Regions from separate parts of the Homo sapiens genome. Here all the other regions are linked to region 3. A link is a contact called in ENCODE Hi-C data. All regions are on one chromosome and are shown on one strand. Each heading gives the region's core, a stretch centred on a gene start or an enhancer-like site at or near the end of the contact. The rest is flanking DNA. Distances are from core to core; before and after follow the strand shown. Region 1 has its middle 140 kb from the start of LINC01254. Region 2 has its middle 78 kb from the start of LINC01254. Region 3 has its middle 7.8 kb from the start of NAPG.

Region 1 (3,800 bases), core at 177-2,676, 250 kb after region 3:
CCAGGCCACAAGTCATGGAGCCCTAAACAAGCTATAAGCTGGCTTCTTTGAAACCACATGTCTGCCCCCGGTCCCCTTAGGCATGAACCAGAGATGGGCTCATGTGGCCGGCTTTGGGGAGCAGCAACTACGGATGAGTAGGGAGATGACGGCCACTTTCCAAGAACAACGCACTGTGCTCAGGCTGTTCCTCTAACTGGAACACACTCTTCATGGGCCTCCCGCAGCCTCTTCTCTGCCTGGTAAAGATCAAATATCTCTAGAAGGCCACTTCAGGCCTCCAGGCAGCAGCAGCAGCCCCTCTCTAGGCTCCTACAAGCACGCTGTACTCACCTACATAGAGTATACCACTTACATGTTGAATCACAATTATTTGTTTATTCGTGTGTTGTTTACTAGACTGTGAGTTTTTCAAGGGCAAAGACTGTCTCTTAGCTGTCCTTGTATTCCCAGTGCCCAGCACCATTCCTACTACCACCCAGGAGGGACTCCATGAGTGTTCATCATTTGATACATGAGCCAAGTCACCTGCACATTCTGTACTATCTACTCAGCACTTTACAGAATCCCCCCTAATAGCACAGGATGACGGATCAAGAGTCCAGCTTCCTTGGGTTACAGATAAAGAAACACGGCCCCTGGCAGGTGAGGGAGCTTGACAAATTCACATGCATGGTGAGCAGAGGCTCTGCGATGGGAAGGATGTCTCTCTCCTTCGGCCTCCTCAGTCAGGCAAGGGGTCTGCCCACAGCTACAGATGTCTCCAAAGAGCGAGAGTGGATGCGACCCTATCAACCACCTCCAGCTCCAGTGGGCTGCAGGGGGATAGCACCCCATGAGTTTTATCAGGCTCAGAGTAGCTTTAGAAGTACAAGCGTTTCTACAACCTCTGCTGCTCAACAGGAATCACTCCTCTTGTTCTTTATTGAGCCGCCCTCAATGCAAACCAGGTCCTCCCTGAGAAAGGTCCGATCACCCCTAGCTTTTGAAGTTAACATCTGAGGCCCTCTCTGTGGATCAATGACACAGGCAGAGAAAGGACAGATCTGTCTCAGTGGCCCCAGTACAAGCGATTCCAGTCTAGGACTCTCTGATCTACCCTGCAGGCTTATTCCATTGTCTTGGAGTGAGGCCACGCTTACACAGGAAGCCCTGTGTATCACGCTGCACTGTGGGCAGAAACATTGCAAAGTCCTTCCTATGACTGATAAACAGTGTTTGGTTTGGATCAAGAGGAAAAATAAGGCGCTCGGGATAATAGAGGCGGATGGGGAAAACACACGGGACTCCAAAATGAGAGCAAAAGAAGATGATTGCTTTGAACCATTAATGTAGTAACAAACTCTAGGAACAATGAGCATTGGCCAGAACAAGCTTCCTGCCATCCAGCTGCAGTCAAAGCTGAGAGTTCACGGAGGCCAGAGAACTGGCAGGAGCTGTGTTATGACTGGGGGAGAACAAACAGGCCAGGTCAAGAAAGGCAGGCACCCTTCAAAGGACAACATCTCAGGACGTAGATGACTTCAGCTGCAGTCACTAACAAAGAAAGGTGTCCCCTCCTGCAGAATGATAACATGAGACAATCTGAAAGGAAGAAAAAGGCAGATGGCCAGGCTGTGGCCGAAAACTGTTAACGTTCCTCTCTAACAATAGGGTTGATAGTATTATTTGTTTTTGTTAAACTGCTTTAGGAGGTGGTGGGTGGTGGCTGACCCCACTTCACCAGGGACCCATGTGAGGAAACATCATGACTGTCTCACTAACTCCAGGACCTTTTGTTTTGCTGAATGAGGGATACAAGTTGAGGGGGAAAGCTAAGTTGCTCAGGATGTAAGAAGGAATTCTTAGAGGCTGTACAAGGGGTAAGTAAGAGGAGAAAAGACACCACTGGCAGGGGAGAAAAATGTGGGCAGCAGGAGTAGGGAGTGGAATAAAAAAAAAGTTGGATGGGAAATTTAATTTACTAAGAGGTGTGAGCTGGGATCTTTCATCTCTGTTTTTTCATTTGCTGAAGATTTCAGTAAAATAAGTACTTCTTCCTAAACACACCATGGAATGCATTCATTTTATGGGATGCTGATTTTGGACCCAGGTGGATGTGGGGTGAGAGCTGAGTTCCCTGCCCCAGCTAAGTTATACTTTTGAATAAACTGTTTCCGTGGAACTTCCCATGCCAGGATCTCAGGCCTTTGACCAAAGTGCCAACTTGGCATGAATAAAGGAAAATAATTTTTTCCCTTATCTCCACTCCCAGAGCTCTGCAATTGCAGTTAAAGCTAGATGATTTATTAATAATTTAGTACAGTACTTATTCAGAGATTTTGTGCTTTGTTTTTCACTGTGGCAGACTAATTAGGCAAGAATAGAGTTGAAAAAAAGAGAAGTTGCTAGGCAGGGCCTAGGAGGAAAAACCAAAATAGACTTTTTATCCCCCAGGTGTAGGCCCAGTGAGGATAATTAGGCCAGGTTGTCCCAGCGGGGTAGATGTGGATAAAGTCTGGGTAGTTCAAAGGCTGAAGAGAGAAGGGATTGACTAAAGAAGAAATCGAAAAAGAACTGGGCAGGTGTGGGCTCCACAGTCCAGGAACCCGAGCTGGCTGGATGACTGGGTTGGGAAGGAACTCAGATGGGACAGCAGTACGGGTACCTGTGAGGCCTTGGGAGCTTTAGTAGTCAGGATAGGCCAAGTTATGCTGCATTACAGATACACTCCGAAACTTCTGAAATACAAAGAGAGTCAAGCTGCTGTTAAAGCAGCTTCCTTGGTTAGTTCTTCTCCATATGGCTACCAAAGGCCCCAGGCTGCTTCAATCTTGTAGCTATGCCTTGCAGAACACACGACTTCCAAGGACACTGTCGAACAGGAAAGAATTAATAGTAAAGAGATGTATTGCCCACCGTGGTAGCCACTAGCCACATGTGGCTAATTAAATTTAAATTGATTAAAATTAAATAAAATTTTAAATTCAAGTCTTTGGTCACATGAGGCCAGTGGCTACCACAGTGGACAGCACAGATATAAAACATTTTCATCATTGCAGAGAGTTGTGGTGGACAGAGCTGGCCTGGAGGTTTACACAGGGGGCTTTATTGCCCTTCCAGGAGGTGGCCTTCATCACTTCTGCCACATCCCACTGGCTGGAACCCAGTTCCTTAAACCCAACCTCACCACTACGTAAGCTGGGGTGTGTCCGCCCAGAAGGGAGTGGGATTGGTGAGGCTCTAACCACCCCCACAGGGGGCCTTGAGGGAATCTCACTGGGCCAGCTTGGAGGGACCCAAAAACTGCCCACCTCCAAACGGACCGAGGAGCAGACTGCCGAGCGCAGGAGCACAGACTGACTGAATTATACAATGAGTTCCTTCCTTGTACAATCCAAAGATGGAGTGAGAGGAGGGGAGAGGGAGAGGGAGAAAGCCCTGAACAATGGCTGAAATAGAATTTTTCCCTAAGCTTGCATAGTAGAAAATTAAGTCCAATTTTATTTGATTCAGAAAAAATAAAGAAATAGAGCACTTTTTCCACTTCCATGGATCTTGGGCATTTTTTTTGTTTTTGTTTTTGTTTTGTTTTGTTTTGAGAGGGAGTTTCACTCCTGTTGCCGAGGCTGGAGTGCAATGGCGGAATCTCAGCTCACCGCAACCTCCGCCTCCAGGGTTCAAGAGATTCTCCCACCTCAGCCTTCCGAGTAGCTGGGTCTACAGCGCCCGCCACCACATCTGGCTAATTTTTGTATTTTTAGTAGAGATGGGGTTTCACCATATTGGCCAGGCTGGTCTCAAACTCCTGACCTCAGGTG
Region 2 (4,045 bases), core at 370-2,869, 180 kb after region 3:
AACAAAGGAAAAAAATGGGACGACAGACATCCAGCCCAACAAGCCCTTTGCACAGGCATCCTGGCTGTTCTTACTCTTAGCCCATCTTCCCTTGGGGCCGCTCCTCACCCCCAGGCATCTCCTTGTGGGCCCCGCTCTGCCGTGTCCATCTATTCCAGGGTTCACTAATCTGGGGGCCTGGCTCCCATCCCTGTCAACACTTTCCCTACTTCATCTGGGCACGTGAGAAGGGATCCTGCTGTTGCCCACCCCAGTGGACAAGGAGAAGATACTGTGTGCAATGGGAGTGCTTTCTGAACATCCTTTTAATGGCCTACCTGCTTTCAATCATTAAGAAGCAAAAAACTAATCCTGGGAGTAGAAAATGATGTTTATCAAGTGCCTATTGCCTGCCAGGGCACACACTGGCACGCCTCACAAGCTAAGTCCTCTCAGCTCTACTTTACAAACGTGGAGACTGGAGACGGGAGAACATATTTTGCTCAAGATGCGCAAGATATTCTCTCCTCTTTCCATCTTCTTCAAACCCAGGTTCGCTGAGTTGGTCAGGGGAGGTGGGGCAGCTCCTGCTATTCCATTCACCTGGTGGACTCTGTCCCTCGTCTGTGATCTGGAGAAAAAGTCTCTAACGCAAGTACATTTTAAAGATTAACGCCCAAACAAAAATCAACTTAAAGACATTCTCACAGAACAGACATATTCTGCCACTACCACCATTCTCCTATCATCCCACTAGCCTTGCACCAAGGGCTTGAATCTGCTCTTTAGTGGAAAGAGCATAGCTCTCCATACTGGGTCCTTCTGTGACCTTTTTCAACTTGGAAACATCAAGAATTTTTCATGGAACTCTACAGGTTAAACCTGGGGAAATTAGGTAAATGTATTCTTCCCACCAGGGATGTTTTTCTTTTTAACTTTGTGGACTAATAGGCTTTAATTTCCATCACAGCAGCATTTCTTAAAAAGTGATACTCATATCATTATGCAGGTATATGAAATGATTTTAAAGGTTGTGTATATATTTGAACATATTGTAGCAGGTCTATTTTTCAGAATCACATCATCTTGGGTACAAAAACGCAATCTTCTATCTGTCTAATTGTGCTGAACTTTTATCTTGAGCCCTCATTCTGCCTAATACTGGAAAATGTAATCCAGTCAATTCCAGGTTTTAGAGTTGATTAAGAATATAAGGACTCTAGACATAATGTAGTGTTTATTTATGTTAATGTAGTGTTTATGTATGTAAATACTGTAACAAAAATACGTTTAGGTCAACTCTAGGGATGCAACAGAATATGTTTCCCTTCTGAGGGAGTTCTACATCATTCACATTTGAGAAGCACAGGGCTAGCAAGCATTAGCAAGCTGGGTAGTGCTAGTAATGGAAACGCCTTGCTCTTAATGTCTCAGGCTATTTTTGTTAAGTATTTTGAGGACACTTAATGACTATGCTCTTAAGATTTGGGGTGGGGAGCCTCCGAAGCCTGCGGGCTCTTGCTCCACACCCACATTCCTGCCCTCCAGGGACATGGCGTGTGCACACGTGCACTGCGTGTTTCGCGTGGCCTGCCTAGCAAGGGACCCTGGGCGGAGACCTTGGCCATGGAGCACAAAACCCAGCACAAGGGAATGGCGGGCGGGGCGCACCCCATGAGGACCTTTTGTTAGGTCACAGGAGGGGACACTAAGGACAAACAGTCCCCTCTCTAAGTGGTTCCCACGTCACATCTGCTTCTCCTCTTGCCAGCCTGGAAGGGTTGTTTTGCTCAGATTTATGTGTTCTGGGCTTTGCAAAATGTTTCTAATTGTTCAAATTTCTTGTGAAAACCCCTTATCGCCTGTGTGTGCCTCTCTGCCCAGCTGTTCCATAGATGTCTATGTTTACAGGTTGCTGCCATTGTGTCTTTACACACTTTATTTGTGTTGACCTTCTTTCTCTCTCTTTTTAAGGCCATAAGTCCCTTAAAGATCAGCTTCCCTCTTTTTCTTTTCTTTCTTTTTTTTTTTTTTTTGAGACAGGGTCTTGCTGTGTTGCCCAGGCTGGAGTGCAGTGGCATGATCATGGCTCACTGCAGCCTTGACTTCCTGGGCTCAGGTGATTCTCCCACCTCAGTCTCCTGAATAGCTGGGTCTACAGGTACAAGCAGGTGCCACCATGCCAGACTTTTTTTTTGGATTCTTTTTTCTTTTTTTTTGCAGAGACAGGGTTTTGTCATTTTGCCCAGACTGGTCTTAAACTCCTGGGCTCAAGCGATCCTCCTACCTCTTTTTTCTTTTTTTTTGTAGAGACAGGGTTTTGTCATTTTACCCAGACTGGTCTTAAACTCCTGGGCTCAAGCGATCCTCCTACCTCGGCCTCTCAGTGTTGGAATTACAGGATGAGCCACGGTGCCTGGTCCCACATTTTCCATTTTTAGAAAACTGCGTACTATAAGAGTTAAGCGATGTCTTAACACACTATTAAACAACCTATGTCTTAAGGGAAAACTATCATTATAACCTTCAAAGTATTTAAAACTTGGACATTCAAAAACTCCCTAGAATTAACAAACTCTAACATTGAAACAGATGGTTCAAGGGAGAGGGCGGGTCTGTTTCCATAACAATTACATACTTGGAGTAACCCACCGGCTTTTTGGACTTCCTGGCCTGTGGGTGGGGAAGAGGCCCCTGGGTTGGCCATCACCACCATTCTCCCCCAACCCCCAGCCATCCAGCACCACAGCTTCTTGCAGTTCTTCGGTGGAAAGGCACAGAGCATAGCCCTTCCTTCCTTTAGTGACATTTTTCACCTTAGAAATATCAATTATTTCTCGTGGAATCCTATAGGTTAAAAGTGTGGCTTTTTACAAAAATTTAAGTTCTCCCAGGTTGACATCACACTAAACAGATTAGAACCAGCTTTAATGTGTGATAAGGTAAGAGTGAGGCTTGAGAAGTTCAAGGGAGCCATATTCAGGAAGCGGCATAATTCTTTTCAAAAAATAGGGACTGAGCTCTTTACTGGATCATTTTTGTACAGGGCATTTCTAAGATGAACTATAACAGGGAACTTTTCTGGATGCTGACAATTTATGGGAGCTAGAAGAATATAAAAAACAATTTACAAAGCAATAAAGAATGAAATAAGTTCCACAAAGCAAGTCACATTACAAGAAGAGTTACGATGACAAGCCACCTTGCAGGTTGGGGGTCAGGACTCAAATAAGCTTAGGAAGTAGACAGCTCATTTTATGACAAAGTCTTATTCACAGATCATTTTTATCTTGAGCAACAAACCAAAATTTATCATTGTGTGGGAAGGGGGAATTTCTTATCAATCTAGAGTAGCAAAAATCGCAAAGATGTTTTAAGAACACGGAAAAGAAGGAAAGAGGCCTCAGGTGACCTATAAGGGTCTCATATGTGACACTGCAGCTCCATTCAGAGCACAGGTGGGTGCAGAAATGCCCGGGGAAGGTTATCACTCAGGAATGTGTCTGGCTGAGGTCCACACTAGGATGGCAGACCATTCAGACGATCATCTTAAAGTATTAAAAAGCAAATATTCCACATTTCTAGACAGTGAATGATTTCAGCACCTGTTTAAGTAAAGCACTATGCTGAATACTTCATGGGAAATCCAAAGAAACCGATAGTAAGGCTTGGATTCCCAGTGTCTTTGACTAAATCTAAAGAGTACTCCCAGACAGGGGACGGTATTACTCAACGGACTCTCCTTACGGCAGGACCGTAGGCAACTCAAATCATCTAGACTCTGGTCCTCAGCGTGGAGGACCCAGGAGCTAGCAGTTAGCAGCACCATCAGCAAAAGTCAGACTGCCGATGCTGGACTCACACTATCCCACCTCGAGAGAGAGACTGCTCTGCAGCCCAAACCAGCAAAGCATTAAGTTACTATGAGGAAGACTCTTCCTGTGGATTGGACTGTCATCCAAGGTGCACCTGCCGAGTAGGAAGGGACTGGGAGAGAAAAGCAGTGGTCAGAAGGTTGCTTAGAAACGGGGGTTTAAAGAAAGGAGAAAGTAGGTTGCCTTGAATA
Region 3 (4,090 bases), core at 355-2,854:
CTTCAGAAAACACATGGTGGCGCTGCCTGCACGTGCCTTTACAAGCTGCAAGCCGTCCAAACAAAAGTGGTTAGTTTCTGCCTCTTGGGATTACAGTCAGATTCTGGCAACATTTCGCATTCATAACTGAACTTTCCACATAAAAGCGATCTCTCTCACTGTTTTGTACACAAAGTGAGGCAGCATTGTCCGAGTACAGTAATGTTGGAAAGAGATGAAGCATTGTAAATGTTTAACAACAGATCTCTGTTAAATCCACTCTAACGAACACAACCGTTTTGATGAATATTATTTTTAAAGAGAGAGAAAAATACAGATCTTCCTTTGCAAGCTATCTTTGAATAAAAGATAAAACCAACACACTGAATTGGCTTAGTGGAAACCCGTCATGTATTTCATTAGACCACTTGCAGATAGCCTAGTGCCAACCTATAAATGTTCTCTCTTGAAAACCACATCCCATAGATATACAGCAATCATTTTCTTTCAAGGAGGATATATTCACGCAGTTACATTTTGTACAAATATAAAGTAGGCAAAATTGAAAGAATACAACATAAAACATGACTCATTAATGAAGTTTGTGAATTACTCATTCACAAACTGCATTAATGAATTTTTTTAAATAACATGTCTTCCAAATTAAGAATTCCTCAAGAAGTGCACGTTTGGAAGCTGCCAGGAATAAAGAGCTGTGGACTGGGTTTATGCTATTCATTCTTTAGGCACTCATTCAACAAGTATGTGTGGAATGGTTTCTCCATGCAGGCACTGTTCTAGGCTCTGGGAGACAGCCCTGAATGCAGCAGGGATTCACAGAGCTGACATTCTAGCACAGGGCATATGGGTGGGGTTGTGGAGTCCAGTAGGAAACTGGCTAAGGCGGTGTAGACACAGTGCTAGAGGGGGTCAACACTCAGGAAAACAAAGCAGGATGTGGGAATGGGAGGGCACCCGTGAGTGTGGGGTGAGTTTCTTCACCAGGTAGGTGACAATGAAATAAAGCTCTGAAGGAGTGGTGGCCTGAGACCTGGGATATCTGGACAAAGATAGTTGCCGATAAAGAAGGAATAGCAAATTTGTGAGGCAGAGTATGCGGGCGCCTGGCCCCACATTCCAGGGGAGAATGGGGAGGTGACGAGGTTGCAGGGGCCAAGGGTGACTTGGCTAGAAAAGCAACACATGACTCCCTTTGTGAAGATTGGATTAAAATTATGCAATGGTTGCATTAAGTTTGAAAATCTTCAGGGACACATTTCTTGCAACTTCCCTCTACTCGTGTAATTAGAAATGAATAAATGTTAATAAGGAAGCTGAAAAGGCTCTAATGGTCTAGAACGTTATATAAAGCTTACTGGAACATGACGTTCTCAAAGTGTACTAGGATTGCAAAAGCAGCCACAGGACCCTTATTTTCCAGATTCCTGTGGAGCTGAGGAGGAGGAATCACAGCCTAATGGAGGGACACATGGCAAAGGAGCATGGAGCTGTGTGCTAGCAGGTGCACAGCGGGGTCATGGCCACTGTTGTTCAGTGGGGCCACCAGATCACAGATGAACACTGCAGCCGTTTCACATGTGACTGCCCTCATCCTTCATTTCCTATCCCCCACTGCGTGGAGCCCTTGGGTCACAGTTACGGCTGGAGGAGGCTGTGGATTCAGAAACGCAGTTGTGGATAAGGAAAGGTTTAGCACTGCCCACAAATGAAAAGAGACCTTCCAGATTTAGAGAAAAGGAAAAAAGCAAACAAAACAAAATAAAAACCCTCTTTTCTCCAGCTCCCAACATAATCAGAGATGAAAGAAGACAGTTTTAGCCTGGTAAATAAGAAAATAAACAAGAGCTTGAAATGGATAAGTTTTTTCTTCTAAATTTGTTTTTGCAAAGGGTTTTTCTTCCCTGAAAAACAAAATACTAAAATAGCAAGTTGTGTTTTCATTTATAAATCCTTCTCAAGAGGAAATCTAATAATAACAAGGGGTTTCCATTGGATTCCAACTTATTTCATAATGTAAATATATTTCTATCCTCTGGGGAAAAAAGCTTCCCCAAGCCAGGTATTTATCGTTTAAATTTGTGATTTTATTCACTTCCATTTTTCCCTCTCTTTTACCTTGAACAGCCTCTCAAACTGAAGAGGAGTGTTCAGTTCTACAGCTTATTAGATAGGGCCTCTTCATTCAACGATGCAAAGTTTAGAAAGAACGTGGACGATGACTTGCTATGTTTTGTTCTACATCCAATCAGAAGAGTAGCTTGTGGCTCAAAAAGTCTTATCTTAGAAGATCAAATGTCCACATTTTAAGAGAGCGGGGCTGTATACTAGAAAGAAAAATGGATTAGAGTCAGTCATACTTTCAAACCTCAGCAGTATTTCTTATGTTATTTAAAGACATATATTATCTGGTTTCTTTGAGCTTCAGTTTCTTCTCCTATAAAATGGGAAGAATAATAATGTGGTGGATTAAAAATGGCAGCCAAATCTCTGACCCTCTTCCATTGAGAGGGGGACTCTGTCCCATCCTCTTGAATGCAGGTGGGTTTTGTGACTGCTTTGACCAAAAGAACAAGGATGTGATACTGTGCCAGTCTCAGGGCCCAATCTTCAAGGCACAGGCAGCTCCCACTTCCCATCTCTCAAAACATGAAATAGCTCTTGGAACCCTGAACAGTGCAACTCCCTTGAGGCTGCCATGATGTGAGGAAGCTCAAGCCACCCCGGTAGAGGTCTATGAGCAGAGAAGCAATGGCCAGCTGCCCCGCATCTCCCAGCTGCAGCCATTAGAGCCGTCCCAGCAAAGCTTCCAACCGTGAAGCTGAGTGGAGCTCCTCTGACTGTGCCCTGTCCAAATTTTCCATCCACATCATCAGGAGATACAATAATACTGTTTTAATCCATTGAGCTTTGAGATGGCTTGTTAAGCAGCAATAGATAAACATACTAAATGCTTATGTTGTGGAGCTACTGTCAGTTTTACAAATAATACCTCCAAGGCGCCTACACAGAATGGACACATAGGGAACATTCAGTAAATAGGAGCCATCATTTGTACTGTTGTTCTCATGATCTTCCCACAAGAGCGTTTATTAGAAATGTGATCAGAGAATCCTTTCTGAGCTCACAGAAGGCATTGAAATCCCTCACAGCTGACTTGCGTGGGAGTACACGGGCTTTGGGATGGCAAATCCTTCCTAGCCCAAGCCAGTCAGGTGCAGGAGAGCCACTAAAACCCTGCCAGTGCCTGCACTGCCGTTAAACATGTGTCCTCTCAGTAAACGAGACATGCTGTCCCTGCATTCCAGAAACATTGCAGCTCCACCTTGTTCTTGTATTTTTTCCTCCCCTATAAATCTCCCTGGTTACCTAAACTCAGTAGGCAACTAAGCACAATTGGGTTTACAGAAGGCAAGGTGACCTAAGAGATCTTTGAATGTAGCTGTTGATGTCCAGACTGCACGGAGAGCAGTCCAGCCAGGTTGAGAGCCTCTCAAGCACTTATGGTCTCCCTACTCCCAAGTGACCTTCTCTTTGGGGCACAGGTATTTAGGAGACACTTCTAATGATGATTGTAGACATCTCGGGACCATTGAGACACTGATAATATTAGGAAATAAAGTACTTTCAATGGAGCGAACTTGAAGGATTCAGAATCCCAAGATTCCTTAACCTCTCCTGCTGAAGTCCACTGCTCCCCATCCTGGCTGCTGTCAACACCTTCTCTAGCCCGGCCTGCTGGACAACTTGCTCTTCCTGATTAGTCAATCTGCCACCAACCTGGCCTCTGTTCAATGCATCCTCTCCTCTGCAGCACGGTCTTCTTAGAGCACCAATGTCACAGTGCACTCACGCACCTCTTTGTTTTAGTCCTTCTTTACTAATGGAAGAAAAATTTACCAACTGGAGAAGCCTAGGTTTCCAACCCCTGTGTGCCACCCCTCACTTCTCTGACTGATGGCTCATGGGTTAACTCTCTGGGAGGAGTGAGGGACAAAAGCCAGGATGACATGGCCCACAGCTGATGGAAGCAGCCAAGGCCAGCTTGGAGGGGAGGGGAGGACCTTCTGCTTAAGGATTTCTTCTATTTCTC

The links. A loop is a pair of places that touch in the nucleus more often than their neighbours do. Pooled maps may share reads with other maps.
Region 1: a loop to region 3 is called in a map of OCI-LY7, with 2.8 times the contacts of the local background. The contact joins two enhancer-like sites. A Hi-C loop is called at or near these places in 2 of 168 maps with a recorded cell type or tissue (OCI-LY7 and endothelial cell of umbilical vein) and 5 of 50 pooled maps.
Region 2: a loop to region 3 is called in a map of heart left ventricle, with 3 times the contacts of the local background. The contact joins two enhancer-like sites. A Hi-C loop is called at or near these places in 4 of 168 maps with a recorded cell type or tissue (Caco-2, MCF 10A, heart left ventricle and 1 more), 1 of 37 single-sample maps with no recorded cell type and 1 of 50 pooled maps.

The regions. Positions count from the first base shown.
Region 1 is chr18:10,267,842-10,271,641 of GRCh38, reverse strand. No RefSeq gene overlaps it. Among named protein-coding and RNA genes, the nearest start is that of LINC01254, 140 kb to the left of the region's middle. Within about 2 kb of position 1,426, at least 12 of the 41 ENCODE cell types and tissues checked have a DNase peak (open chromatin) inside an H3K27ac peak, as active enhancers do.
Region 2 is chr18:10,334,430-10,338,474 of GRCh38, reverse strand. No RefSeq gene overlaps it. Among named protein-coding and RNA genes, the nearest start is that of LINC01254, 78 kb to the left of the region's middle. Within about 2 kb of position 1,619, at least 2 of the 41 ENCODE cell types and tissues checked have a DNase peak (open chromatin) inside an H3K27ac peak, as active enhancers do.
Region 3 is chr18:10,516,210-10,520,299 of GRCh38, reverse strand. No RefSeq gene overlaps it. Among named protein-coding and RNA genes, the nearest start is that of NAPG, 7.8 kb to the left of the region's middle. Within about 2 kb of position 1,604, at least 16 of the 41 ENCODE cell types and tissues checked have a DNase peak (open chromatin) inside an H3K27ac peak, as active enhancers do.